Regions from separate parts of the Mus musculus genome. Here all the other regions are linked to region 3. Evidence: chromatin loops called from intact Hi-C (ENCODE). Cell type or tissue: heart. All regions are shown on one strand. Links, peaks and the distances in the headings refer to the core of each region. The heading gives the core; the rest is flanking DNA. Region 1 has its middle 43 kb from the start of Gm14221. Region 2 has its middle 71 kb from the start of Gm14221. Region 3 has its middle 78 kb from the start of Gm34980.

Region 1 (10,144 bases), core at 1,030-9,029, 86 kb before region 3:
AATTATAAAATGCTTTCTATTAATTATAGCATATGAAAGATATATAACATCGAACATACGTTATTGATGATATTTTTACTTCGGAAAGTAAGTATAATAAAATTTATTTAAAGCATCGACTGGAGGTTAATTAGTAGTTAAGCCTGATATTTTAAAGTTAATTCATTAATGTGAAAGTGATTATTCACTAATAATAATGAGGCGATTCTCACTTTAGGCCCGAGTTTATGAGTTTCCCCCCTTTTGCATTTATTTTGCCTAAGAATTGGGATCCTGAATGCATGTGGTATGGAAAGCAAGCAACAGAACTATTTTATTTTTCCTCTTAATGATGCAAAATTTGTTGTAGTAATAGAAATCTAGAGCTACTTACAATGACAGTTGTTCCCAAGCTTCATTTCAAGGCTATGGTCTAGAACTAGACTGATAGCCATCAGCATCAGTAGCCTGGTGACCATCTTTGGTTGCAGAGTAAAAACACCTACCCGTGGTTGAGTCTTGACGTTGGATCACAGCTCAGGCCATGCCCTTACTACTGGCCCAGGACAGATCACAAGTTGAGGGCAGGGAAGGGGTTTTCTTTCCTAGAGCTTTCAGCATCCATTTGGTGGTGCGTGGTGGCGGTGCCGGGGTGGTGGGGAATGAAGCATCGAAATCAAGCAGATTTGTGCTCAAGCTTTGTCAGTACCAGGGTAGCAAGATGGTTCATCAGGTCAAGGTGTTTGTCACCAAGAGGATCTGAGTTTGACCCCTGGGGCCCACAGGCTGGAAGAAGAGAACTGAACCCTGGAAGTTGTCCTCTGACCTCCATCCTCCGTACGTACCCTTACCCTGTGTCATGTGTGGGTAAACTCTCTCTCTCTCTCTCTCTCACCACACACACACACACACACACACACACACACACACACACAAGCAGTTAAAAAAATTTATTGCCAGTGCCTATTAACAATGTTGTCTTCTGGGACAAGGTACTTAGCGTCTCTGTTTGCTCAGTGGAGGAATGTACCAGGACATCACATTCAGTAGTGGCCCCGCAAAGCTTTGTTTCCCCCTACATGCCTATACTGTGGTGTGTGGGGAACAGCCTCTGAAGAGTCTCTCTAGAGACCCACTCTTTCGGCCTTTCTCAGACTAAGGCAGCTAATTTTCTATTTGGGATCTTAGCAGAAAACTTTGTACACCTTTAGATGATGGCACTTGCCACAGTGCTCACATCATGACATATTGTGTCTTAACAGTTTGTTTAAAAAACTATGTGTCAAGCTGCCTTTGGCTGTGTGTAAGCAACAATTACAGTCAACCTGGTATATTTTATGGGGAAATGAATTTTGTCAGGGAATGAATAGGCTTAAGGAATTAGGCTCCGTTTTTGAGACTGAGAGACACCAGCCCAGGGATACAGAAGGAGGTAGTTTGGAAACATCTTTATCCAAGCTTAGCTTAACTCCTGGACACTATTAGAGAAGCTTCCTTGGGCAGTGAATGATTGCTGACACAGAGACTCAAAACTGGCAGAGACAATCAGTATCAGCGATATGCTCGGCCACAAACGGGATAACACAGACACAGACACAGACACAGACACAGACACAGACACAGACACAGACACAGACACAGACACAGACACAGACACAGACACAGACACAGACAGACAGACACACACACACACACACACACACACACACACACACAAACACAGACACAGACACACAGACACAGACACACACACACAGACACAGACACACAGACACACAGACAAAGACACACACACAGACACAGACACACACACACAGACACACACACAGACACAGACACACACAGACACACACACACACATGCACACACAGACACACACAGATACACACACAGACACACACACAGATACACACACAGACACAGACACACACACACACATGCACACACGCACACAGACACACACACACACAGACACAGATACACACACAGACACACACACACATGCACACACGCACACAGACACACACACAGACACACACAGACACACGCAAACACACACACACACACACACACACACACAAACACACACACACATACACACACCCCACCCACCCTAAAGCTCAGAGAACATTCCTGAATATGGGGCAGACAGACTGTAAGAGCCAGAGGTTGGAGAGAGTTGTATCCAAACAGTGTCTTCTGAGCATGACAGGGCGGCTGGACTCCTGGACTCACAGCAGCTGTCTCATCTGTGTAAGACCTACAAAAAATAAAGCCAGTCAATATCCCAGCAGGGAGTAGAGAGGAGTTCACAGCCCCCAATCCTCCGCTGAGGTGTTACTGACAGCTGAGGGCTGCCAAGGGAGGAAGAGACAGTTTTCTTCAGGGATGTGGTCCTTGGTGTGTTGATGATGCTCCAGCAAATGGCCCCACACCCACGCATACATGGGTAGCACAAATGGGACTCAATGGGATTGAAAACAAAAAAGGAAAGGAGATGGAGTTGGATGGAGGGGTGGGGGGGGGATGATGGTAAATTTCAAAGGAGTGTGTGTGTGCGTGGAGAATATGATCAAAATGCCTTGTATGCAGGTATGTGGTTCTCAAAAAGAATATTACATTAATAAAAATGTGAGTAGCCTGACAGGTGTGGACTGGCTGGAGCCCCTCAGCATCCTTTCAGAGGTGACTGTGGAGTATCTCTGAGGTTGGGCAGCCCAGTCCTTCTGCCCCTCTGTGGCGAGATCCTTTTTGATTCAAACCCCCTGGTTGTCTTTCTTTTATTATTATTATTATTTTTTTTAATGCTTCTTTTGAACCAGGCTAGGAATGATAGTTTCTATCTGGATGCCATGATTGCTAACCAGGGAGAGAAATGAGCCAGTTCATGAAATAGTACAAGCCAGGCAAATCTCCAGGACCTGGCAGCCCAGAAGAGGCAGAGAAGCAAGAAACAGTGATAGGGACAGCTAGACAGAGGACTCTTCGAGGAGGGTACAGCCATGCTCATGGTCAGCTGGCAGAGAGCCCCTTCCTTTCCATCACTTTCCTTTTCCTGACTATGGGTGTATTCTACGTCTTTTTTTGTAGTCTAGAGGCCACCAAGCTGCGAAAACCCTGCATTCTTCTCCCTATGTTAGTAGGTTGGTGTCTGGTTCTCCTAAATTTCTTCTCGTACTTCTCAAATCAACGGCCAGTGACCAGCTCAGTAGTCAGAGGGTCCCTCAGCTCTGCTAAGGAGATGGAACCTTGGGCTGGAGAGATGGCGCAGTGGTTAAGAGCACCGACTGCTCTTCTGAAGGTCCTGAGTTCAAATCCCAGCAACCACAGGGTGGCTCACAATCATCCCTAATGAGATCTGATGCCCTCTTCTGGTGCGTCTCAAGTCAGCTACAGTGTTCTCATATAATAATCTTTGGACCTGAGCGAGCCAGGGAGCAGAGGTCCTGAGTTCAATTCTCAGCAACTACATGATGGCTCACAACCATCTGTACAGCTATAGTGTACTCATACACTTAAAAATAAATATTTTTTTTGAAAAGGAGATGGAACCTTACAGGACATGATTAACCTTGTGAAACCTCTCTTCCTTCACCTTTCTGATGGGAAAAGGATGGTACCTGCTCCTCATGTATGGCTGTATGCAGTAAAGTCATGTAGACAGTGTGCTTTGGAGGACCTTGAAGGTGGCTTGGCTATCAAGTGTGGGTGGGAAACTCCAAGTTAATGAGGTTTGTCTACTGTGGACTCCCTCAGAGCTCTGAATAACCTGTGAGGACTGATAGTCATCGTGGCAAAGTAGGCTGTATGCATTTCCTTGTATATTTGATCCAAGAGTTCTACTGTGGAGAGCATTTCACAAGACCGTGTTGCATGGCCTCAGTTGTGAATGTAGGGATCCAGCTGTGGGCACCCAGGTCCATTGGAAGCCCACATCTGTGGCTCCCTTAAGCTTAGGGGAGTGCTCCTGGGGAAGACCCATGCAGAGTGGGTGAGGCCCTTGCTTTCCTCCTGGATGGTATGGCAGAAATAGAAGACTTAGCCGTGACTCCTGTATGCCCTCACACAGTTCCCACAATACACAGGGCTTTATAGCAAGCAAATAGATAGTCATGGGTAGGAATGTACACAACGGTGGTTTGAGGTGGCATTCTGTGAGGCTACCACTCTCTTTTTATAGTGAGAGCTATGGAAACGCAAGCTACTCACCTCCATGAGTAAAGAAACAGCAATTTTAGGTGGTAAAGCACTCGCCTTGCAAGCATGAGGACAGGGGTTCAATCCCAGTGAGAGCTTGTCATCTCAGTGGTGGGGAGGTAGACACAAGGTACTTCCTGGGGCTTCCTGGCTAGCCAGCCAAGCTTATATGGCGAGTTCCAGGCCTATGAGATACCCTTCTCAAAAAACAAGGTGGACTATGCCTTATAAATTACATCTGAGATAATCCCGACCTTTCCATGTATGCATGAACACTCCTATAAATGTGTACATGTGTACCTAGCATACACACACATACACACACACACACACACACACACACCCCTAACTTACTAATCAGTCCCCAACACACTGAGCCATTCATACCTTCTTCCTTTTGGGAACTGCTCACTGAACAAGCTAAGGTTTCACACAACCATTCCCCATCTCCCCAAGAAAAAGGCTTCTTGCCTTTCCAGCTTGTGATGGGACATTCCTGTCTGTGGTGGTTTTAGCTCCATGTCTTTGCCACCCTGGTATGGAGCTCCTATAGTTTGACTGACTGAGTGAGAGAAAGAAGCAAGAGGCTTCATACAAAGTCACTGGGGGTGGGCGTGGGGAGGGTTGGGGGAAGTAGGGAACATGGCTCTTCACAGCTTAGCTGTTATCTGTACAGTGTGAAGCTGCGTTGGGATCCCCAGGTGGGGTGGGAGCAGAGTTCCCAGGCCTTGTGGTGAGCAGCAATTTTTGATTTATGTTAGCAGAACTGACAGAATGTTTGGTGTCTCTGCCCCCCCCCCCCCCCCCCCGTTGAAATACAATGCAGATGGTGCTTCCTGGGGTCTGAGCTGAAGACCTCAGCAGCATCAGGATGCTGTGGGGATGCTTTCTTTGTTTGCATCCAGGGGTCCGTGTTCAGTGCTGCTGTCCTTCCCTTCAGTATAGCCTGTGTGGCACCATCGCCGATACACTCCACTCCATGAAAGGCCACGTGGGGACGTAGGGATAGCGGATTCATGTGCTTGTGACCAACAGCAATGGCAGGGTTGGGGGAGGTTTCCTCCGTCTTCAGACTGGAATGGGACAAGTCAGGGCTAGAGGAGGAAGAGATAGGGAGGAGAGAATTGGAGAAAGAGGAAGAGGAGGGAGGAGGAGGGAAGAGAGAGACCTTGAGAGCAGGGAGAGGGGGTGGGGCAGGTGGGAGGAGAGGGTTAGAGGGAGCAGGGGTCCCTGACTGGGAGGCATTCAAGATAAGGGTGACACGTGAGTGACACCTAGTAACTTAAGAGAGAGAAGAAGTTGGCGGCCTGAAAGGGAGGGAGACAGAGAGCAGGGCTTTTCAATATGAGCATTCATGTCGCACTGACAGTAGTCATTTATCACACCCTGAATGGGAGCGCAGGGCCCAGTGCCCCGCCAAAGGGCTCTGGTTAAAGTTTTACCTGCCTGTGAAAGGGCTGGGGTCTGGCTAAACAGCAGCTCTCCCCTCTGTGGCTGCGGGGGCGGCCCACAGGAAACCATCTGTTGGAGCAGAAAGACCCTGGCATGAAGGAATGACGGGGGACAGGATGTTTCTGGGTATAGGGAGAGCCTCCAGGCATCCAGGCCTGTTGGGCTAGAAGTCTGCCTCCCATGTGGGTTTGGAAAGGCCGGCTCCAAGCACTGATCTAACCTGCCCCCAAATCAATCTTGTGAGTCTGCAGAGGGCTTGGAGTGGGGGCAGGGGTGCATATTTTGCTGGGCACTTGCGCACGTGCGCGTGCGTGTTTCTGTGTGTGTGTGTGTGTGTGTGTGTGTGTGTGTGTGTGTGTGTGTGTGTGTGTAAGGCAGAAGTCAACACTGGATATCTTCTCACTCTCCACATTATTTTGAGGCAGTGTCTCTTAACTGAACCTCGAGCTCACTGGTCCAACTAAGTTAGCAGCAAAACCCAAGAAGCTGCCTATCTTGGCCTTCCCAGCTCTGGAATTTCAAGTCTGTACTGCTCTTCCTGGCTTTCCATGTGTCTTCTAGGGATCTGAACTCAGGTCCTTGGGCTCCTATGGCTGAATGAGCCCCGCCACCCCAGTCCCTAAGCTCAATTAAAACTGTTTTGTAGTACTTCTCACATGTCAGGCACCGTTTCTTCCTCCTGCCTGGTCCTCCAGCTTGTCCTAATTGCTTTGGGGAGCCTGTATGCGTGCCTGCATGGGGATATTAAGGAATAGAGTTCCTCTCGCTTTTTCATGTCATTAATTGGTGATCTTCAGACTCTGAAATAGCATTTTCTCTGTCCCATCTCTTATTTCATTATCCTCAGTTCAATACACACCAGTGCAGCACAGGCAGTCTGCTCAGATAGATTAGGAATTATTTAAATGAGATGAGGATGTATGGATAGTTAAAAACGCAGTCTTCTATTCTGCCCTAATTATGCATCAAATTACGTTACAATTATTCCCAAATATAAACTCGCTGAGAATCTCAAAAGGGGAAGCTCAGAATGTCAGGAGAAAAGTGCAATAGGGCAGAGAGCAGAGGGCAGAGGGCAGAGGGCAGAGGGCAGAGGGCAGGGGGTACAGTGATCAATGACCCTGTGCCCTAAATGTGGTCTTAAACCTGTATGTATCCGTCTGTCTCTCCTCTTCTTTTCTTCCTTCCTTCCTTCCTTCCTTCCTTCCTTCCTTCCTTCCTTCCTTCCCTCCCTCCCTCCCTCCCTCCCTCCTCCCTCCCTTCTTTCCTTCCTTCCTTCCTTCCTTCCTTCCTTCCTTCCTTCCTTCCTTCCTTCCTTCCTTCCCTCCCTCCCTCCCTCCCTCCCCCCCCTCCCTCCCTCCCCCCTCCTTCCCTCCCTTCTTTCCTTCCTTCCTTCCTTCCTTCCTTCCTTCCTTCCTTCCTTCCTTCCTCCCTCCTCCCTCTATCCTTTATTCCTCCTTCCTACCCCATCCTGTCCTCCATCTCTTCTTTCTTTTTTGTTTTCCCTTCTCTTTCTCCCCACCACCCTGCCCCCAACGCCACTGCCAAGCTACGTCTACTTTAGGAGTCTCAAGCCCTGGCACCTCTGTGTTCTAGAGAATCCTTGCACCATCTCTTAGCTCCAGTTTCCTCCCTGTGAGGTGGAATACTCATGTATGCTGCCCAGTTTGAAGATAAGAAGATAAGGCTGAGCTGTTGCCATTATGGCTGTCAACTGACTGCTGTTGTGTGTCTCTGTTATGAGATTCTCTGAGGGCTTGGAGCTGAATTGCTCCCGCTACTCTCTCCTCTGGTTCTCATTTTCTCTGTTCAGCTGTAGGCCGAACTGGTCCTGAGGTAACTTGGAGTTGAGTCTTCAGCCAGGGCTTTCTATGTAAGACCTGACAAATGCTAACAGTATGTTGTTCTGTGACGTTCGGCCTAATCTGGGAGGAAAGGGAGGACTTTCCTGTGTGATGTTTCAGACAAAACAAGGCCCCCCCCCCCCAAGGGAAGAGGGAGTTACTAGATCCCGGGCTGCTGACCAGGTTCTCCTGAAGTTCTTTGCTTCTACCCTCTTGTTTAGTGGTAGTAGTGCTAGAGATGCCCAGAGTACTCACAGGGAACTCGAGGGGAGAGTCCCGATTCATCTTTATTAATACCTTGTTAATAATTATTAATCCTGCTGAAGCTGCTTGTGTTGCGGCGCTCTGGGTCTAGCTACTTGGCTTCCTCTTCTTCCAGGTCTGCTGCTCACAGCCTTGCGTGGTCTAGGCCTCAAGTGGGCTGGACGCAGGGGTGATGCTGCCAGAGAGGTGCTTCCCCTGCTCTCTGCCTATTAGGTAGGTGCGCTGCTCAGGGCTACTACAGAACTGTCAGCCATGGTCCCCCCAAACATTCTTCCCCATTATGGGTTGCACTGTATCCTCAGAAGGTGTTGTAATGATTGTACCTGCCATCTGGGAATGGGACCTTATTTGATAATCAGCAACTTCCCCAAATCATGTCAAGCTGAGGTCTTTAAGTAGGCTCTCATATATATGGTCCATGTCCTAATGGAAAGAGAGATTTTCATAGAGATAGACTAGGAGAGGTCGTTTTGAGGGGAAGCACAAAGAGAAGGTTGTGGGAAGCTGAAGGTGAGATATGGAGATGGAGGCTCTGGAAGCCAAGGTTTCCACATAACGAGGAGGCAATGGCTAGTTATTCCCAGTTATTCTTCACCCAGCCTTTGAGTTATCTAGTCAGCTTTAAAATATAAGTCTCTAGTATTTTCCTTCCTCGGGGCTAGAGGGAGCTGGGTGAGATGGCCCTTGCTGACACTGGGCAGGGAACAAGCATGCTTTTTAAAATTACATGCAACAGTCCAAGAAGGACCCAGCCATGAAACACCTTAATCATGGGCTTTCATTTCCAGAACTACAGAGAAATGCATCTGTTGTCCTCAATGTATAGGATGTGTTTACAGCAGCCGCAGGTCCCTAACTCAGTGATGGGATGGAGGTGGGGCACACACACACACACACACACACAGAGAGAGAGAGAGAGAGAGAGAGAGAGAGAGAGAGAGAGAGGGAGGGAGAGAGGGAGAGAGGGAGAGAGGGAGAGAGGGAGAGAGGGAGAGAGGGAGAGAGAGAGAGAGAGAGAGAGAGAGAGAGAGAGAGAGAGAGAGAGAGAAGCTATTGGCTGGGGACCAGGATCCTGGCATTGCTGTGGGTCTCCAAGGTGGGATCGGTCTTCCCTGAACCAATCCAGAGCCCACCTTTGTCAATGTGCAAATGAGCCAGAGTATCTAAGCTGTGATGACATGCCTTCTGTAACCTGAGTTATCTTTGGGTCCAGACCACGTATCTAGCCATAGACTTAGAGGCCACTTAAGCCATGTAGATGGGCCCAGCACCCATGGGGGAAGCTTCTCAGAAAGGGCATGTGTGCTCACTATTTACAACTTCTGGGGTCCCCACCTTTAGAGGTAAGAGAGATAACCTGGGCTATCCTTTCTTTCCTAAACAACTTCCCCCGGGGAGATCTGTCCTTCAGGTGCCTCCAAGACTCTTTGAGGGAGAAGCTGGGGTCCCTGGGTCTGACCTTGGAGCCTCTTCAATTTGCAAATTTGCTTGTTTTCACTTTTAAGGAAGAGTTTCTAATTAAGATATCCATCCAAGACCCATGTGTTATTTTTAGATGCATCTCCTTAGTTTTTTTTTTTTTTTTTTTTTGGTGTGTGTAAGACAATTTGTGCTAATTAGATGCAAAAATCATTCCTGGGCAAATTATGTAATTGACAAGCAGTTTACAAAATAGACCTCTGATATTTGTGCTGCAGCTCCACTGTGCAATCTGTAAACACTCAGTGGGCTCCGAGGGAAGGTGGCTCCTGTCTGCACTGTCCAGGCGACTCTTCAGGTCCTTACTGTGGAGGGCCATGGTCCCCAGAGCATATGGGGCAGTGCCAGTCAGACCCCTCGCTTTGTCTTCTTTTTCAAATGGCTCACGCTCGGCTTTCTCCTCAGCTCTGTCTGAGCTCTGGTATAACTCACAAGTCTCCATACCTGGAGATGGATTGATGTGAGCGATTTCAGATGGGTGACTATTGGGGGTGGCATGCTCCAGAAAGACAGATTCCCACTTGGGGTAGAGAAAGGCGTTGTTTCCCCTAAAATACGAGGACCAGACAATTTTTAAATTTTGATTATAGAGTTGATACCTCCCAGGTGAATCAAGCGTCCTGCTGTCTGTGGAGGGCACTCAGCTGCAGTCCCTGGTGCTTCTGGCCTCCCAACTCCTCCATCCTGCTTGAGACAGGAAAGGCCCAGCACTGGTATGGCCCCTGGGCCAGGTCTTCAAAGATCCACCTTTGGACTCCTTTGTTTTCTAGATGATTCTCCAAAGCTAGATCCTTCTCTAGGAGGAATTTTGGCAGCAGTCCTTACGATAACTACATCCTCCACCTTCTTTTATCTACAAACATTTAGAAAGGGAAATGAAAGTCATTTGTAATGACCCCTCCTCATGGGCAGGACCACAGTTAGCATTC
Region 2 (10,144 bases), core at 688-8,687, 58 kb before region 3:
GAAGCCAGAGCTAGCAAGTGCAGGTGGTCCAGTAGAAACCCTGCTGGCAGGCTAACCCTTTCGTTCTGGATACCTTCTCTGCAAGGAAGACTGTGTGTTTTGGGTTGGTGACATCCTAGATCCTGGCTGGGTGGAGTTGGGATCCCTGAGACTGAGGGAGGAAGAAGAGCCTACAGATTGAGCAGGGTAGGGGTTCATGGGCCATCTTCTAGGTCCCTCAATACTGCCTATGCCTAGTTCAGAGGAGGTAGAGAAAGAGGAAGCACCAGCTCATGACTCCCCCTGCCCCCCCATCTGCCCCAAGGCATTAGCCCTTTATGACTTCATATTAATCTGCAGGCACTTATTGCTCTGCAAGGCTGTTTTGACAAAAGTTCATTATCAAGACTGCTAAATGCTTTTAAAGCATTGATTGGGCGAATTATTACATCACTGGGGTAGACACTGTGTTTGAAGATGGATGGTGTTGCTCAGACCATTTGAAATTTTCCTTCTTTTAATTGGATCGATCCCCAGAATAAACGAAGTTTAATTGAATTTTGAGGAAAATTGAGCAGTTGTTTGTGAGTCTCTGTCGATAAGCATTATTTCAATTACATGGTGATAAGTGAGTGGGGGCGGGGTGGTGGGAGGATGGGCTCGGGGAGGTTTCCATCTGCTGCACCGCAGACTGGGTGAGTGTTTCCCCGAAGTCAGTCCCACCTCTGGTCCTGCTCATTCAGGAAATCTTCACTGAAAGTTGACTTTCTGGACGAGCCCAGCAGTAGGTCAACAACGCCTTCGCTGATGGCCAAGTTCATTCGGTTCACACAACTGGGAGTTCAGAAAGGCAAGCTCTGTATTTCGTGTATCTGCGTGTGAATTCTGACTCACGGGTGATTTTGTTCCAGTTAAAGATTACGTACATTCTCCAAAGCTCGGTTTCTTCCTTTATCGATGGAAGTACGATGGCCTCTAAGTCAAAACAACATGCAGATGTTATTACTCAGCTATACTGGAAGGCAGTGCAGGTCTAGTCTAGTCTCAGGCAAGAAGCGAAACAGGCCTGACTGAAGATCACATGATGAGGGAAAATCTTGCAGTCATTACTGAGTTATTGTTGTCTGTCTGCCTGTCTGTCTGTCTGTGTCTGTGTCTCTCTCTCTCCACGGTCTCACTATATAGCTCAGGCCATACGTAGAGGTGGCCGTATGTTCATTGAGTGTGAGACTGTGAGGTACATAGACTATTGGGTCTGGTGCATGCTGAGCAGAGGAACTTCCATGTCAGCAAAGGGCGGATCACAGATGAGCTTGGGACCAGACTCACAGCTACAGAGCTCTCATTCTCCAATCCATTTGATCAGTTTTTCTTCAGTCTTTCTTGGAGTCCCTGGCAGGTCAATGTGAAAGTACCCTGTGTCCTCTGCTCTCGGAGGGCATAATGGGAAGGTAGCAGGAGTGGTAGACTTTGCTGAGATTGGCTGAAGGTCCCCAGATCCTTCAGAGTAGAGCTTGCACAAGCTAGATGAGTCTTCCTCAAGGCTTCCTTCCTATGTAACCGAGGTTCAGAATGTAATTGAAGGTAGCCTGAGCGCTGGGGTTGATTTTCCCCTTGTGAATATTTGGCAGAGACATACTCAACTATTAGAACTAGAAAGTGTTGTTTCTGATACATAGCGGGTAGATGCCACAGACGCTATTATTCTTCAGTGCAGAGTTTATATAACATCCCAAACAAACAAAGAATTACTGAGTCAGTAGGGTTGAGTCTAAGTCAGGTTTCCTGGGCAGTAGACATTGGTCCTTTTACACACTATTGTGCATGGCAAAGTTGGAGTTCTGCCTTTCACAAGCCATGGGAAACTTCTTGTCCAAGATATACCACCTTAGAGACTTGATCCCTGGCTTATGCCATTTTCACGTTGTCTCTCCCGAGCTGTACTTCCCAACATTAGGGAGTGCCACTGTCCTAGATAAGAGCCTCAAGACTGCATGGGCTTTAGGTTGCTCTCTAGGACTTCAAGTTTGTCCTGACTACAAACTCAGCCCCACCTTCTCATGATGTTAAGTACTCGGATAGTTCGCACCCTGTGTGATATGGTGTGATTTTGATAGTTTCCTTGTTGGTCACTAGTTGCAATCAATAAAATAAAGCATCATATTGCTACCCAGGCTGCATTGCAGTTAAGAATCACTAAAATCAAGTCCACTTCCATTTATACAAGCTTGTGAAACAAGGTTGTTGGAAACAAAAGTATTCCTAGCTTGCAAATTCAGAAAGTGGCAAATGGCCTTTCCTTTTCCAGAGCATCTTCTTACTCCTGGGAATTACTTGAAAGCGCCTTCTGGACTGCCCTAGATATCTTCAGGTAGAACTCCATCTCTCATGGTCACTCTTCTGGAGAGATGGAATTTGGAAGAGTCCAGGCTGTACGGGGGTCCACGGCAGCCTGGCCAGAGGATCAGATGAACTGGAGGTCAAGTCATTCCCAGGCTCAGATGTGTGTGTCTATGGATCACACTTTGATGGCCATGTTTCTCCTAGAGGACTGGGGTGTCTCACCACCCACAGTCCTGTCCACCCTCCTTTGGTGTTTTTCCCCTCTGTCCAGCAGAGTGCCCCCTTTTGTGTTGAGTAACCGGTGTCCGTGCAGGGAATTTTTTTCTTCCCTATCTTGAGAAAGAAGAAATTGCAATTTACACCTGTGAGCTAAACGTATCCTCCCTGGTTTCAACTCCAGCGTGCACTTTCTCTGGAAAGTCTTTCTTTCACCTGGGACTTCTGTGTTGTTGTTGGTTCTTCTCAAAGCACCGAGTCCACACTCTGGAGTCGGATTGTGCAGGGGAGAGCGCATGGTTCTTCATTTGCATAACCCACATAAAACCAATGCCCCTTGATCAAAGGAATTTAGAACAACTTAAATTATTTATCGAAATCTCTCAAAGAATGTTAAAGACCTAAATCTGAATTCACAGCAGAGTTTCCCCAGCTTTTCTCTCCACACACTCCTGCCCGCTTCCTCCAGCTCTGCTTAGAATTTGCTGGTTTTCTCCTTATAATGCACTAAAAATCTCTCAGGACAAAACCACGACTCCCTTTCTCCTTTCTTCCCCTCAACTTCTTCCCTCTCAAATGCAAGCTAAAAAATTAAAACAAAACTAAATAATAATAATAAAAAAAAAAGCAACAGAATCGCAGGGTAATTACTGGAAGACTCCGGATCTTGTGAGGATGGCGGCAGAGAAAGAGGAAGATGGTAAATGATAAACACATGCTTTGTGGGGTGCAAATACCTGTTACTTGATAGTCTTTCCTGTATTTCTTTCTGGTCTTCACTGATATTCCCCTGGGCCTCAAGCCCCATGTTAATCTCTCCACTCTTCTCACTCAGATGCTGGGAAGCGTCACATTAGGTGCGTTGAAAGACAAGCATGCGCACGCGCAGCTTAGACTTTGCAGTCCGTGCTGAGGGATGAGGGGAGTGCCTCCTTGTGAGATCTGAGACTTGTTACCATCACTCTCCATTGGGTCTTCATCTGTTGAAGTTGTTTTATTCTATCCCCGCCCCCTACGGCTCCCATTGATTTGCTTTTGTTTTTCATGTGTAAATGGGGAAGTTATTTTTTTTACATGTTCTCCGCAGTTTGAAACAGATTTTTAATTATACATCTCAATGTTTTTAATGTGAACATATGAGCAGCTATCGAATGTACCACATTTCTGACTGTTTGTCACAATATTTACTTTTTGCAAAGCATTCTGGGGATACAGTCTCACACGTCCACATTCTGGAGGCTGTTTCGGATTGTCTGCCAGTGGTGAGGTCATTGTTTCCGAAGCTGAGGAAAAGAGGGGTCAGGGCTTGTACTGTCATTGTTTGGCTGGGTGGGGTTTGGAATAATTGCAATGTCTCTGCCTAAGCTGCCCATACAGAGGGAATGGAGTTAGGCTGACTTTTCAGAAAGGGCTTCCAATAGGCCAATCAGGGATGCCCCAGGGGCAGTGTGGGCCTGCTTGCCGGCTTCCCTCCTCTCCTCCCTTCCTCCATTTATAATACAGGACAGTTCTGCTCCATTCTCAATACCCTGTCTGGAAACAGAAATTGACTGCTTTGGGTCAGAGCAGCTGTAACTCACCACGAGATTAGGTGGTAGCCAGAAAGGTGTATACAGGCGGTGTATACAGAGCAGAGATCCGAGGTATACTGGCTAGTTTTATGTCAACTTGATATAAGCGAGAGTCATCAGAGAGGAGGGAGCCTAAGGTGTGAGCAAGTCTGTAGGACATTTTCTTACTTAGTGACTCAGGGGGGAGGGCCCAGCCCATTGTGGGTGTGGTCAACTCTGGGCTGGTACTTCTGCATTCTATAAGAAAGCAGGCTGAGCAAGCCATGGGAGCAAGCCAGTAAGCAGCAACCCTCCATGGCCCTTGCGCTAGCTCTGGCCCTGCTTGAGTCCCTGCCCTCATTGCCTTTGATGAACTGTTATATGAAACTGTGAGCGAAATGAACAGTTTCTACCCTGACTTGCTTTTGGTCATGGTGTTTCATCGGAGTGATGTAAGCCCTAAAACATAAGAGAGAGCATTTTGTGCATATAGTGATGGGAAGAGAGAGGAACAGTCCATTATCCGGAGATAGGGATTTGCGGTTTGCCATGATTTGCACAGTGGTCAGGGAAAGTCTTTCTCCTCCATGTCTAGGTGAACACGATCACCTGCTCCAGTGAGCTAGTCTTTGTTGTGTGCTGCAGTGTGGACTCACAGGGGCAGGGTGGTACTCTACTCTGGGACTTCGCTTTGGCTCAAAACCAATCTCTGTCCTGGAGTTCAGTCTAAGAGCAACACAGAACAGTCAGGTTCTAGATGTCAAGAAGTGATTTTTGTATGCTCCTGGGTTTGTCAAGGTGCGGTCTAGAGTGGCAATCTAATGTGTGTGTGTGTGTGTGTGTGTGTGTGTGTGTGTGTGTGTGTGCATGTGCGTATGTGTGATGTGTATGGTGTCTGACAGTCACAGGCTGGGTCAAAGGCTGCATGCTTTTTACATGTAGTGTGTGTATATGTGTGTGTGTGTGTGTGTTTGTGTTCATGCATGTGCACACATATGCATGAGCATGTGGAAGCCAGAAGACAACCCTGGGTGTTATTATTTAGGAGCCATACATAGTGATCTGTGGAGGTAGTCTGTCATTGGCTTGGAACTTACCAAGCAGGCTAGTGTGGCTGAGCAGTGACCTCCAGGGCTATGCCTATTTCTATATCCTCAGCCAAGGTAAGATGTCTACTGATTTCTCCCAGCTGTGAGCAATACATACAGAGCAGGGTCCAAACTCAAGTAACCAGATAATATTTCTCTCCTGTGTGGAGTCAGACAGGGGCCAGGCACTTGAAGGACAGGTATGCCCCAATAGCTGAGGGCCACTTGGCCAGGCAACCTCCTAATTGAATCACCTGTCCCTGTAGCCCCTCTGATTTCCCAGGTCTCATCTGCTGTGGTATCTGTAGGCCTGCACCTACAACCCCCTCCCACCAGGGCATCCCAGGAGCACAAGTTTGATTCTGGAAGTTCAGACAGCCCTCTTGGCCTGACACAAGTAAAATGTCGATGCAGGTGGTGGGTTGGAGCACGTGGGTTCATTAGTTTGCAGTTCTGGAAGCAGAAGTCTGAAGTACATGCTACCAGGATGAAAAGGGACATGCTCCTTCTCCAAGAACGTGTGGGGAACTTCAAGGGGGAACATGTGTGTCCTGAACTTTACCAGCTTTCAGGGGTGACTCACATTCTTTGCCTCATGGTCCCTTCTTCCATTTTATAAGCCAGTCGCACCTCCTTCTGGCCAGTATTACCTTTTTTTGTGCTTGCACTGGGCCCCCTGGATAATTTAGGAAAATCTTTCCATCTTGATGTTCTCAATCATTTGCCAAGTCCCTTTTATCAACATTAGGTTCTGGTAGTCTGGATATGGACATCTTTGTGGGGAATCATTTTGCCTACCACAGACTTCTTTGCTGGCTTCTGCCTTTTTGGATTCCTCTTTGAGAATCTTAAACTTCTAAGTCTCTGTCTTTCTTCCCGCTGGGGCCTATACCCCTTCTCTTCTTTCATCCTTTGGCTTTTCAAGATAGTGTGTCTCTGTGTAGCCCCTGGCTGTTCTGGAACTCGTTCTGTAGACCAAGCTGGCCTCAAAAGTATAGATGTGCCTGCCTCTGCCTCCCGGAGTGCTGGGATTAATCGCCACTCTGCTGGGCTAGGTCTGTAACAAGTTAAATCGCAGAAGAAACCTTGGAACTCACTGATTGGTGGGTTGGAAGTCACGGGGTAACAGGGCAGCCCTTATCTCTCCCCAAGGAGCCCGAGGCTGAGTTGGGTAAAAAGGCATCGAATCCCGCTTTTGCATCCATATCGTGTTGCGGTTCCCTCTAGGCCAGGCTGGTTCTCAAGGTTGTGCTTGGTATTTGCTGCCTGGCCTGCTGGGCTGTAAGTCTTCTAGCGTAATTTGGAACAATTAAAATGAAGTGTTAGCACACGGCGTGTTTCCCTTGCGATGGATGATGATTCTCCAGTATTGTGTGTAGCTGAGCAGCTGGGTCCCTTGATCCATCAGAGGCAGGCGATGCCAGCCTCCAAGCTCACGGCTGATCTCCCACGCAGAATGAATTAACGTGGCAGATATAATTTCCCTGGGTCAGCATGCTTCACCCTGCAGATCCATCTCGGTTCGAGTGCGGGGGAGGCTGAGTGAAGCCACCTGCTTGCCTGGCCATAGAGACTTTGTCTAGGACTGTCTGCCTACTCCCCCCCCCACACACCCCCCTGCGAATTGCTCTCTCCTGCTAATCACAGGGGGGAGGGGACTCAATCAACCTGGGTGTGAAATTCTACAGTCCTTTGGAAACTGAATCCTGCCTGCTAACATCCCCTAGTTAATTATCATAGGCTGTATTTTTGGTATCAGGGCTGAGCTGGTGGAAGGGAGGGGGCTTTTGGGGGCGGGATCTTCATCACAATACCAGTTTTAGGAGTCGTTCATCTTGTCTTTTAGACTAATTATCCCAAACTCACCACTAGGTTGTCACACTTACATGCTCCAATAAATGTAGTTTTAAATCAGCCACTGACTCTGCGGCTGGGGTGGCAGCGTCCCTGGTTCGTGTCTAACTAGGGCCATCCATCTGCAATCATGGCACTGAGGGGAGGCGGCACTGTGCGGCCTCTATGAATGATCATGCTTATTTATATGCAAATACGTTTGACAAATCAATAATGTATGATTTAGCTGTTCCGAGTGTGTTAGTACATGGGCTGGCAGTCCCAGGTGGGGGGTCCCCAGAAGGGTCTTTTGGCCTCTGGCCCCTCCCACTGAGTCTTCTCTTATATCTGCCCTTCTCTGCCATCTTCAGCTTGCAAGGTTCTCAAGTTCAAGGCTCTCTTTTCCCTTGTTCAGATCAAGAATTGGGCCCTCTGTCTTCACCCCTATCTTGGCTCTCTTATAGTTAGGACTTGTTTCTTTTATTAGAATAAGCACACTATTCAACAAATATTTATTGTGCACCTACTGCTGTATCTCTGAACACACACATATAGATATACATAATACATGGATATATCCACGTATTGCGATGTTCTTTTGTTGCTGTGACCAAAATACCTGACACAAAATTACGGAAGGGTTTATTCTGGTTTTGTTCATGGTGGGGTACCAGCAGTTGGGGCAGCTGGTCAGTCACATTATTGTGACTGTCAGGAAGTGGGGCAGGCCTATAAAATCTCAAGGTGCAGCTCCAGTGACCCACTCCCTGCAGTGAGGCTCTATCTCTTAAAGGTTCTCCAACCTTCCCAAGCAGCACCGCCGGCTGGGCTGGAGACAAAATGTAGAAACACATGAGCCCATGGGGGGCATTTTACATTCAACCTACAATGGTCCACGTATGAAACAAACCCTCTGTCCATATATACTTTCTCCAAGCACTGTTCTGAGTGCTTTGTACGTTGTATGATGTAGACCTTCTAATGAGGTAGGAGGTGTCAGACCCATTTTACAAATGGGAAAACTGAAGCATTGGGTTATCCAAGGCTGTACAGCAAGAGAGCATGTTTTGAGAGGCAAGATCAAGCTGGGTCAGACTCTATTTTTATCTCCTGGGCTTTATTGTAAAGGACAGTGTCTGCATTGCAGGTGTGGAGGTAAAGAGAAGGCAGGGAGACTCTGACCTTACACAGCATTCAATCTGGGGATAAAGGCTGCGAAGAGAACACAAGTCTAAACAAAAGTCTGTACAGGCTGTGATCGTTGCTATGATGGTGACGATGGAGTCAAACAACCCACCTGGGTGCTGTGCAGTGGAGGGACGGTCAGTCCAAAGGGGGCCATTAGCCTGACTTCCCCAGACTTGGGGGGCCTCTAATCCAGGGTAGGGGGCTGGCAATAATATTCTCAGAAGAAGATTTGAAAGTAGTGTTAGAGCTCAGGAGAAGGATGCTGAGGAGAGGAGGGACATTTGGACCCCAGGACACCTTTAACACAGATGAGGGTGCGCTAAGTGCCAGTGTCTTACCTTAAGTTAACACCCACGACCACATTCAGGCACATCCTCCTATTATTCCCATTTTACTGATGAGAAAGCTGAGACCCGATCAGGTTAAGGTGGTCTAAGCAAGATTACATAGTGAGGGTGTGGGAGGGGGCTGGCATTAGAGACAGACCTGCTTTCTCTGGTTCCCACTAAAGCTCAGTCCCTCACGAAATCCTCTATGGCCTATCCAGGGCCTGACTCAGGCTCTAGTTCCATCTCTCCAGCCCACTCAGACCCACCCACCCTTGCCTTCAGGTATGGACTGAGAACCACTGTATCCTCAGGGCAGTCTTCTGAGCTATTATCACTCAGGCTGGTTCCTCAGCTGAATCCTCTTCCTCTTTGCTGAGACAACTTTCTCCTTCAAGTGTCTGTGAATATTTCCTTTCCTCTGAGGTGCCTTGATAGACTCCGGTAAGACAAAATAGCCACCTCTCCTTTGGCTTCCATTTGCACCGTGAGGTAACTACTTTCCAAGATGGCCCCCAATGATCCTGGCTTCCTGCTATTCATCCTTATTCATGTGATCAACAGGATACAGCCAAAGTGATGGCTTGTGACTTCTGTTTGTATCTCTTAAAAGACACCGATGCCCTACTTTGCCTTTTTGGATCCCCTGCTTGGGAAAAGCCAAGCTTTTGGCTGTGTTGGGAGGGCAGCCACTTCTTTGGAAGGCCAACGTAGTGAGGAGATGAAATCTCCTGCTGACAGAAGTGCTGGTTTTCTACACACGAGTGGGCTTCCTTGGAGCCAGACACTGTAGCCCGAGTCTATCCTTCCAGTTCATCACAGCCCTGGCTGATACCTAGACAGCCACTGTCATGGTTTGTATACTCTTGGACCAGGGAGTGGCATCATTTGGAGGTGTGGTTTTGCTGGAATAGGTGTGATCTGGTTGGAATAGGTGTGTCACTGTGGGTGTGGGCTTAAGACCCTCACCCTAGTCACCTGGGAAGTCAGTCTTCCACTAGCAGCCTTTGAATGAAGACGTTGAACTCTCAGCTCCTCCTGCACCATGCCTGCCTGGATGCTGCCATGCTTCCACCTTGATGGTAATGGACTGAACCTCTGAATCTGTAAGCCAGCCCCAATTAAATGTTGTTTTTTTATATAAGACTTGCCTTGGTCATGGTGTCTGTTCACAGCAGTAAAACCCTTACTAACACCTTAGGAGAAACCCTGAGCAAACTCAGCCAAACCACTTCTAAATCCGTAGCTCACAGAACTGTGTTCCACAGTAAACATTTATTGTTTGAAGCTACTGAGCTTGGGATAATTTTGTTAAGCAGTTTCAGACATTGATTATATTGAACAGACAACCTCCCCCCCAATATTTTTGCCCTTGTCTGTGGGCTCCCTGGGGGCGGGACTGTGTCTTTTTCTCAGTCTGGTCCTTATCACTTGGCAAGGGGTCTGGCACTAGCAGACAAAAAGTAGCTTATTCTTACCTGCCTGACTCCAGGGAAGGGGGTCTCCAGACCCTTCACAGGGAGAGACTGAGCTGACCCCTGGTTTGGTTTCTTAAAGCAATGCCTTCCCTTGCAGGACCATGCTGCTCTCTGTTCTCAGCCTTTTCTGTTCCTTTTGAGTG
Region 3 (10,144 bases), core at 1,074-9,073:
ACTGAGCTATAATTCTCTCCTGGCCCCAGTTTCCTTACAGGCAACGTGATATTCTTCTGATCTGTCCACAGTCTTCACTCAGGACAGAAGGATGGATTCTCCCAGCTGCTGAGGAGGTGGGCAGCAGATAGTTTCCAACAGTTGGCCCTCTCTAGAAACCTCCCTAGCTGAAGAGACTCTCACTATCCACTGTCATGTTTCTTTCCTGGGCCAGCCCACACCTCGTGATTGGTCAAGGAGGAACACAAAGACTGGACCGCCCTGCTTCAGTTTGGGGTGATCCCGAGGGGTCACAACGGTTTCAGAGCTCCACTTGGGGTGGGCAGGGACTGCACTGTTCTAGCTACTTCACAGTCCGTGTCTCCCTCTGCCCAGTCTCGCTGTCTTCCTTCTTCCTGTGGGCGTGGATTCCAACACCAGCTTCCAATAAGCATCCTGAGTCCCACCTCCCAGGAAACAGCACACGATGCTTTGCTTTGGCTTTGACAACAGTTTGAAACCACGCTCTGACCACGTATTGGCATGTGTGCGCATGTGCACATGTACACAGTCTTAGTCATTCACTCATTTGGTTATCAAGTCTCATCTTTGGATAACCTCCAGAATTTGCTATTTTTAAATATCTTTCTATACTTCTTTCCCATCAACCCCTTCTTCTTCTTCACTCTCTCTCTCCTCCTTTTAAGAGCACAATCTCTGATGACCATAAAAACAATCCCCTGCCCCTAGGAGTTTCCCATCCTCACAATCTGCTTCCCTTGGAAGTGGGGCAGAGACAGAGGAGAAATCTTGGTATCCTTAGCATGGACTCCTTATTGTTTGATCCTCAAGACAGACAGGGCCTCAAAGGCAGAAGGCATCTGAGGGCTGTGTCCTTGGAGTCCCCCGAGCAGGGCCTTTGGGGGGGCGGGTGAAGATTTCTGCAAGGATCTGGGATCTCAAGAGCCAGAGTCGCAGCTCACGTCCCCTCGGAACAATGAGGCTTGATGAACGGGGTGTGATGTGCAATTGCTGATGAATGTCAAGCTGATTCCCTCCGACAATCTCCACGGTGCATGTGTGAGCACAGAACCGTGTTGTCCCGGGAGGGCTCAAGATGGCTTCTAAGTTTCCCAACATTCTGGCCTCAAAATTGATGTGTACAAAGAAGAAAAAAGGAGGGAGAGAGAGAGAGAGAGAGAGAGGGAGAGAGAGAGAGAGAGAGGGAGAGAGAGAGAGAGGGAGAGAGAGAGAGAGAGAGAGTCACAAAGCAATGTCTCCCAAGGCAAAGGCTGACATTATGACCGTCTCTTTAAGCACTCCTATTGCATATATATTTTTCTTTGTCAACTGCATCTTCTGACTGACAAAGCTCTTTCTTGCCCAAAGCAGCCATTATAAAATTATGACTTGCGCATATAGAATGTTTGTGTTCAACAAGAAAACAGAAACGCCACCTTCTTTTGTGGTTACAGCTGCACAATTCACATCCGGCGGGATTGATCATATTAAGGTTATGCAATCATCTAATTGCAGAGACAAGCCTTGAGTAATAACTCCAAATGCTCGCACTTCAATCTGCACGACAGAGTCATTGCTGAGTCCTGATTAGCGCCTGCCAGCATTCAGGCACCATTATCGGCTCTGGCATTGTCTGAATCTCCATTTGCCACCGAAGCAATCTACCCACTAACTGATCTATGACAAACAGACCCATCACGACAAAGCTGTTTGAGTTGCAGATAGTGTGTAACAAAATATGACTTCTTGGGCTCTTTCCAGCTCTTTGAAGTGAAGTTTCCCCTCTGTCTCTGGAGAAAACAACCTCCTCCACCCCCTTCCCCTCGCACAGTCAGGAAGCTGTAGGTGACCGGAAAAGAACTGTCCAATTTGACCAAATGATCTCATACTCAGACCCCAGTTCTTGGCTCTAAGGCAGCTTGCTTAGTTGCTTCTCTATTGATACAGTGGTACATTTAGAATCTGTACCATGGGCTACTCCCATCTCTTAGAGCTTCACTCTGTAACTAGGATCAGAACTCCATCACTTCTTACTGCCTGTATCTTCTGGACTCCTACATCCAACATCTTCCCCTGAACCATTCCATCTCTCTCCTTACTCATCTCTCTGCTTCTGTCCCCTTGTCTCTCAACCATCTCTCCTCAATCTGATAGACCACGTTTTCCTGTTGCAGTTCCGTAATAATCTATTGGAGTTTAAAAACAATGGAACTGAGGACCAACAGGGTGCTGCGGCAGGTAAAAGTGTTTGCTATATAAGCTTGACAACTTGAGTTTCATCCCTGGAACCCACAAGAGTCTGATGTGGGGGCTCGCATCTGCAACCTTAGCAGTCTACATTGAGATGAGAGGTGGAGAAAGGATAATTGTTGGAAAGTTTCTGGGCCAGCTCACCCGAAATACACAGAGTGGTAGAAAATGACAGGCTGTCACACATGTTGTGGCATGTAGTAGGTATGTATACACACACACACTCACACACACACACACACACACACACACTCACACACACTCACACACACAGAGATACTCATAAACATTCTGATTGACAGATAAGGGTTGGGCACATCAGTTGGGCATAGTGGAGTGTTTAGTTCGTGCCTTCTGTAATGATGAAGGCAGGATACTTAGCATTTGTGTCACATCCAACATTCAGCTCTTTTTTTTTGTGTGTGTGTGTGTGTGGCAGGAACATTCAAAATCCTGTCTTGTAGCCACTGTGAAATTTATAATAAATTGTATAAACCACATTCCACCTTCTGTGCTCTAGCATGGGAACTTACTCTTCTTTTCTAATTGCCGTTCTTACCCCATTATCCAAACTCCATCACCTGTTTGCTCCTGCCAGCCTCTGGCATTCTGCTCTCTGTCTCTCTATGGTCAACTTTTATGGCTTTTACACATAAAGATGAGGCATTTATTTAAGATGTCAGTCACTGGGAAACTGAGGCAAGTGGAACCCTTTAAGTTCCAGATTGCTGTCGGCTACTGAGTGGGACCTTTCATCAACAAACAAACAAACAAACAAAACAAAACCAACCAAACAAGCAGCAACAATAATAAAAACTAAAACATCAGTCACACGCTAATCTCTAGTCAAAACCTAGGAGTCATTCAGCTCTCAGAGATAAAGTCCTCTGAGCCAAAGTCCTTGTAATGTAGTTTTAAATTATTTTATGTATTGGTGTTTTGACTGCATGCATGTCTATGTTTTGTGTATGTGCCTGGTACCTGAAAGGCATCAGGTCCCCTGAAACTGAAGTTATAGATGATTTTGAGCTACCGTATGGGTTCTGGGAATTGAATCTAGGTCCTCTGCAAGAATAGCTAGTGTTCTTAACAGCTGCGGCATCTCTCCCGCTCTCAAGGCCTGACTTGATCTTGTGAAAATACATCTCTGATTTCATCTCCTATTTTTCTAACATTTTCACTTTAATCTATCCAGAACAATCCCCCTTCTTTCTCCCCTCTCCCCTCTCCCCTCTTTCCCCTTCTTTTTCTCCTGTGTCAGCTTGCTAGGCTGACTACCCTTGTCTTGAACTGATGGCTTCAAGCAACCTTCTAGCATTAGCCTCCCAAATACCTGGGGCTATAGGCACACATCACGGGACGTCCTTTGGTTTTCTTCAAACGAGGCCGTGCACACTCTTGTCTCAGGGCCTTTTGCCTGCAACTCTCTTTCCTCTTACACTCTTTCTATGACTCACTGGCAAAAGGTTACTTTCTCAGAGACAGAGTCCCCGACTGTCTTACCCAGATGGTAAAGCTCTCTAACTAAAACTCTCTCACTGCACTCTCTCTTTTCAGAGGCATGTATCACCCCTTGACTTTCTGTAAAGGCGGTTTCATTTATGGATTGCACTTATGCTCTCTCTAGTCCGCCATAGCTTCCTCTAGGACAGTTTTCTCTTGTGATGGAAAGGTCTGCCTGTGCAGACCTATAGACTCAACCAAGCACATGCTGTTGAACACTTGAAATGTCACTGGTTGGTGAGAGAAGGGGCTGCGCTTTTAATTGGGTGTTCTTTTAATTTAATTTTAAGTAGCCACATGTAGCCAGTGACTAACACTTTGAATAGCACAAGGCTCAAGGGTCTGCTTCGTGAAGGTGAGTTCCTCTCAAAGGTAACTTAGCTGTATTCCCTTCATAGAGGTTGTGATAGTTATCCAGCCTGGCCCTGTAATATCTGTGTCTGTGTGGTGCTGAGGGTTGAACTCGGGGCTTCACACATGCTACATAAATATTCTACCACTAAGCTGCATCCCCAGTTTTGACTCTATAATCCTGCTTTCAAAAATTTAACCTAAGGAAAACCTGTAAGAAGGACGCTCGCCACTGCGCTGTTATGGATAATTGGGGAAAGATGGAAATGGTCTAAGGGTCTGAGTCATAAGGGGTTGAGCTGGTCAAACAGAGGCGTCCACGAGGCAGAAGCCATGCAACCATCAAATTGTGTGGGTTAAATAATTACTGCCACAGATAAAGTGTTTATGACTCATCGTTGAAAGTAGAAGGAGGGAATAAAGCTCTGTTTGTGTCATAATTTTGACTTCAGGGGAAGTTTATATTGTATAATCTGGTAGAAGGGCATGTGAATTTGTTTTCTTGGATGTCTTTTTTTTTTTAAATTTAGATTCTAAATGTTTTGTAATGGTCACATTCCGCCTAATCATCAGAAATATAAAGTTGATGTAGTCTTTTATTTAAAAAAAAAATTAGTCATCTTGGGGCTGGAGAGAAGGCCTAGGGTTAAGGGTTAAAAGCACGTGGAGATGGTGCTCAGTCTATCACAGGTCGTTACAATATAGCATGAAAAACACCCTAAATTGAAGACAATATGTTGCAGAGGCAGTCGTTGCTGGGACGAGGTGGCCACTGCAAAGCTTCAGACAGAAGTCAGCTCAAGTCAAATGTAGCGATAATGATCACGGACCAGATCTTCTTGCTTCTTTTTGCCTCAGCAAACTTCTGAAACAGGTATTCAATTTAAGTCCTGGATGCCTCCCCTGGCCAATTTTTAGATCAGCTCTGTAGAAGATGCGGCTGCTGTCTCTGTCCTGTGATAACCACTGGTGCTAGTGGGAATTTCAGTACCCCGGAGGTGCTCAGCACAAAGGGCTCCCACTACTAACAATGGCAACTCTCTTGACCACGCCCCCTAAACTGCTTCCCTCTGCAGACTTCCCCTTTCTTGTTTCCTGTGACCACCCTCTGAGCACACTAGCCGCCCTCTCCACTCCCCATCTCCTACCAAGTCCTACCACAGGCAGATGAAGAACTTTCTCCCAAGTCTCCCTCTGGTACTTCCTCCTTCCTATAGCCATCTCCTCACTCCAACTATACAGTTGCAGCCTTTGGTTCATAACTGTGACCCAAAGAAAAACGTCGAGAACATAAAATCTATAGAAGGAACCCTGGGAGAACACCTAGGCTCAGCAAAACGCAGAGAGAGTTTTTAGTCTTCCGTGAGTAGGAGGGATGCGCCTCACTCCGGAGCATCCATCACCTCACGTGTTCTCCTGCCCAGAGGCTTCTGAAGCTGCTTGCACGGGGCGGGGGTGGCAGGGAGCGCGCTAAGAGTCAGGTTTGTCTGTGTCTTTTGTCTTTCACTCCAGTTACCCGGAGTCAAATGAAAAGATGGCCTATGCTTCTGGCCCCGCCCCTTCCAACATCCTCCTCCCTCCAAGGCCTGGGTTCCTTATCCTAGGTGGAGCTTTCTGGACAAGGGGCTGGAATCTGTGTGCTTTCACTCTCTGGCAGGCTAGAAGCTGCTGGCTCAGCCACCCAGTTCAGCTCCGCCCACGTAGCAGCTCCGCTCTCCCAGCCAACTCCCCCCCCCCCGCCCCCCCATGCCTATTCCCCCGGGCCTGCGGCTTGGAATCAATTAGAATCAGCAAACAGGCTTAGAATGTCCCTGTGGCTCTCAGCCCCCAGCCGGGAAGTGCCCTAGGGTGGAAAGGGCAGGTTCTCTTTTTCCTTAAGATGAGGAAACTAAAACTGGAAAAGAGGCATCAGAAAGATTTTGCTGGAACAAGCCCCCTTAAAAAGTGTCCCTGTGTGGACAGGGCCAAGCCCAGCACCACTCCCCAGCACTGGCTTACAGGAACCTTACAGGAACCTTGTTTTCCGGGTGTCAGTGGAGTCTGTGGCGTGTGGCGTTCCCATCAGTACCAACATCTGGGGCAGGGTGGGGGTCGGGTCTTAATTAAGATTCAGTGACTCTATTGGCACCAAAATAAACGTGACATTTATCAGAACCTGCTAAATCTATTCAGCGCTTGTTTCCATCGGAAGTGCAGAGTTTGTGCCCTGGGCCTGGAGAGAAAAGGTCTTTGCTGCTGAATTGGGGAGGGGCGGCAAGAAGGAGGTGGGGTGGAGAAGAGAAAGAGGAAGGGGCCAAGTAAGACTGTCACGTGGTATTTGCCGGCCCAACGCTGCCCAGTTCTGTTCACACAAAGTAGAGCAACCCTAAGCTCAGTGATGGGGCTGGGGGCAAGGGTACTATTGGGGCTCAGGGAAACAGGGTCCCCAGTTAATGAAATCACCATGAACCTTGCGTGGGTGTTTGTGTGCATTCCAACATCTCTCCCTCCCCACCCCCACCCCCATGGAAAAATCCCAACCAGAGCAGGTAGACTTCGCGCCTGGGCTCAGGGTTTGCGCTGAAATGGAAATCAAGTAGTTTGGGCACTGCTCAGGTGGAGGTAAGGAAAGGAGGTTGCCATTTGGCTGCCTGTGTTTCTAGCCCAGATCTGCCCCTTAGCGGATGTGTGACCTTGGCAAGTTGCTTAGCCACACTGAACTCCAACTTATTTTGTTGTGAGCACCTCGATTAATAATCACAGCATACTTGTCCTGTCTGGTGCTGTGGGAGGGGCTATACATACATGATTCTCATTTAACCCTCCGCACTCTAAAAGAGTCCCTTTAATTCAGACGAGGAACCTGAGGCTTGGATACTATTGTCATAGATCGGACAGATCAGAAGTCCCAGAAAACATAAGAAACCCAAAACACATCTTTCTTCTTTCTAATCGGTGACTTGCTAGTTCCTAAGGGCCCTCCACTCCCACCCAAAGAGGAGAGGCCAAGTGAGGATCCAGGAAATGGGAGTAGAGAACATATTACAGAGTTTATGGAGGGAGGACACAGTTGATTGTTCTTTGTAAAGAACTGCCTGGTCCAGGGTTAGCTAGATTTGCTATTGGTGGTGCTGGTGGGGACTTCTCTCAACACTTTAGATTCCCCAATAACACCTTTTTGGAACATCTTATCCTGGGGCCACTAAAGACATTTGGGGTCCAGATGAGCACACAAAGAATTGTTCTTGGCACCTTGAACTTCCTTACAAATCTGTCCCTTAGCCAGGTGTCCTAAGGACCCACAGTTTGTGGTCTTGTTAGTCTTTGGGTAGCTATCTACTTCCCAGGTGACACCTTGCCTCTGACAGTGGTCAGATTCCAGGTTGCTGTGGAATATAGAGAAGCATAGACGCTTCTACAACCTCTCTGTGGCCCTTGTGGTTTTTTTGTAGATAAATTCTTTTCTCTTTTGCATTCCATGTTTAACCAGGGGCAACAGAACAGCTAGCTAGGTTGCTGGTGTGTATACATGTGTGTGTGTATGTGTGTGTGCATGTGTGTGTGTATGTTCCCTGTATAAGCTCTTTCCACACATGTGTCTATGTTATCTGTGTATCTCTCTGTGCCCAGGGCAGAGTAAATGGCACTGCAAACAGATTTCACTGAAGCTCTTGGGTGAGGCATAGAGATTTCTTTTTACCTCCCTTCCCCCATCTCGTGTAGCCCCACTTGACCTCAAACGTCCTATGAGGCTGAGGATGACCTTGACCCTTCTGCCCCTCATCCCCAGCGCTGGGATTAAAAGCACGGTGTATGGCGTGCTGAGATCAAACAGGGCTTCATCCGTGCTGGGCAAGCACTTTGGCAACTGAGCTACACCCACAGCCTGGAGCAGAGATTCTTTTGGGTCTAAGGAAAGAACCTGGAGCCCCTAAACCTAAACTCACTGCGAGGCTCTCCCCACACCAACTATTGATTCACTGGCTTCCCAGATACTTACTTTTTTTTTTTTTTTTTTTTGCCAAGTTCTCTGGGGAAAATGCCCTGAACAAGGCAGATCCGGTCACAGACTGGCCAGGAAGCAGCTCACACTGTATTTAATATTTCAACAAACTTCCCTCAGGCCACCCAAGTTACCTAAAACACCGAGCTTCTCCCCGGGTGGATATTATAGTCATTTGGTTGGGTCATTCTGCTGGCCAGAAAATTCTGGATCACTCTGACAAGTCACAACTGGATACAGATAAATGATTACCAAAAATCTCAGGTAGTCACAACAAACTCTTTTGAGATTTTGGTGGTGGCTGCAGCGTGTCTGTCATTACTAAGGAGGTTCCTGTGTCCAAACTCCCCCTAGGCCCTGGTCTATGCTTCTTAGAAAGGGGTGAGAAAGGGGCACAGGCTTTGCCAGTCATTCTTGTCACTTTTGGTAGTAGGTACTAGTGGGGGCTTGGTCTGAAGCTGTTTCTCGGCTGCCAGTTCCCTCACTGTCCCTTGAACCCTGGTCCCTCTTCCTAGCTGTCTGGGCTATCATGCTTTTCCTTGGTCCAGACCACACTGAAGTCACTGAAGCCCCATTACAGTGCATCTGGGGTCTCTGTTCTTCAACAGGGAGCTTAGAAGGGATTTCTTTCTTTTGATATCTCCAAGCTCCCTGACACTTGAGCAGCAAGAAGCCACTTTGGAGCAAAGTCAACCCACTCTGTTTCTAGACTGCTGAGTGTTGAACCAACCAGAAACCTCCAGAAGACCCAGGGGCAGCATGGTGGAAGGCCGAGTTGGCAGTGAATCCCAGCTCTGTTGCTCACTGGTCTCTATCTTAATTTGCATGTCTAGTGAGGTGTGTGTGTGTGTGTGTGTGTGTGTGTGTGTGTGTCTATGAGTATGTGTGGTATCCAGAGGACAATCTTTAGTGTTATTGTTAAAAATCTTTCATCTTGCTTCTTGAGACAGGGTCTCTCCTTGTCTGGACTTCACTAAATAGGCCAGGCTGACTGGCCTGTGAGATTCACCTGTCTCTTCCTCCCCAGCCTTGACTATAAACTTGTCTTTTTTTTCCCTCCCCTTGTGTGTGTGTGTGTGTGTGTGTGTGTTTAGGCCTGAGGTTGAGGTAGGCCATTTTTCTCTACTGCATTCATTCAAACAGGGGCTCCAGTGAGCCCATGCCTCACTAGTATGACTGTCTGGCTAGCTAGACTGCTCCAGCCACTCTACATTGTCATCTTCTGCAATGTACAGGCATTTTTGGTAATCCTGAGGATCTGAACTCAGGTCCTCACACTTGGAAGGCAAGAGTGCTTTAGCCACTGAGCCATCTCCCCAGCCTCCCCAACCCCCACAATGGGCAACTTTTAAACTGGGTTCTGAAGACTGATGCACCCACTCTGCTGGTTGTTCTGCATTTCCATGAGCCTGAAACTTGGAGATTTATGTAAAGAATTACGTACATGTGAATGGGTACAGTTATGGTTGATGCATTAGAATTGGTGAGCTCTGGTCTCGGCCTGGTTCTACTACTCATTTGCTGTGTGCCTGTAGGCAGATGACTTAGGCCCTCTGTGCTTCAGCCTCTGATATTTACAATAGGGATAATGGTGGTTCCTTACACATATTGTAGTTGTGGGGATGAGCAGACTAGGATTAATCCATGCAAAGGACTTAACTCATCATAAGCAATGGAATTGACGGAGGTGGTGGTGAGGCCAATGAGGAGACGAGGAGAGGAAGAGACACCCATCTTTGCTCGTGGAGAAGGGCATTAAGCCATTCTAAATCTAATTAGGGGTTTTGTGCTTCACGTGACTATAAGAAGCAGGTAGATCACTGTTAAATAGTTGCCAGGTCTTAGCCTTTAGAGTATAGGGAGATGCCATCAGATCAGAGGGGGATAGACAAGGCCATGTCTCTCCAGGAGCTTCTCCAGACTCTCCTTCCCCTGGGCTGATGTGGAATTCGTCCCCTATTCCCGGGCTCTCCTGTCAGTCTCTCTCCCTTTCAGAACTAGTGCAGAATTCCCACAGTGGTCCTCAAGCTGGGATGACTGGAGCAGTGAGAGCTGAGC

The links. Hi-C counts contacts between places; a loop is a spot of excess contacts. Peaks named below come from ENCODE experiments on the same cell type or tissue, not always from the same donor. Only the 100,000 strongest peaks of a DNase experiment are listed, where the experiment ranks them.
Region 1: it touches region 3 in a loop (2.0-fold over the local background); 3 of 42 quality-filtered maps call a loop at or near these places.
Region 2: it touches region 3 in a loop (1.8-fold over the local background); 5 of 42 quality-filtered maps call a loop at or near these places.

Annotation. Positions count from the first base shown.
Region 1 is chr2:160,533,000-160,543,143 of GRCm38, reverse strand. No RefSeq gene overlaps it. Among named protein-coding and RNA genes, the nearest start is that of Gm14221, 43 kb to the left of the region's middle. In heart, for the core only: no CTCF peak of the experiment used is centred there; no DNase peak of the experiment used is centred there; H3K4me3 peaks cover 748 bases; H3K27ac peaks cover 722 bases; H3K27me3 peaks cover 311 bases.
Region 2 is chr2:160,504,545-160,514,688 of GRCm38, reverse strand. No RefSeq gene overlaps it. Among named protein-coding and RNA genes, the nearest start is that of Gm14221, 71 kb to the left of the region's middle. In heart, for the core only: no CTCF peak of the experiment used is centred there; a DNase peak (open chromatin) is centred at 3,868.
Region 3 is chr2:160,447,223-160,457,366 of GRCm38, reverse strand. No RefSeq gene overlaps it. Among named protein-coding and RNA genes, the nearest start is that of Gm34980, 78 kb to the right of the region's middle. In heart, for the core only: no CTCF peak of the experiment used is centred there; DNase peaks (open chromatin) are centred at 5,166, 5,736 and 6,126; H3K4me3 peaks cover 1,563 bases; H3K27ac peaks cover 1,457 bases; H3K27me3 peaks cover 1,011 bases.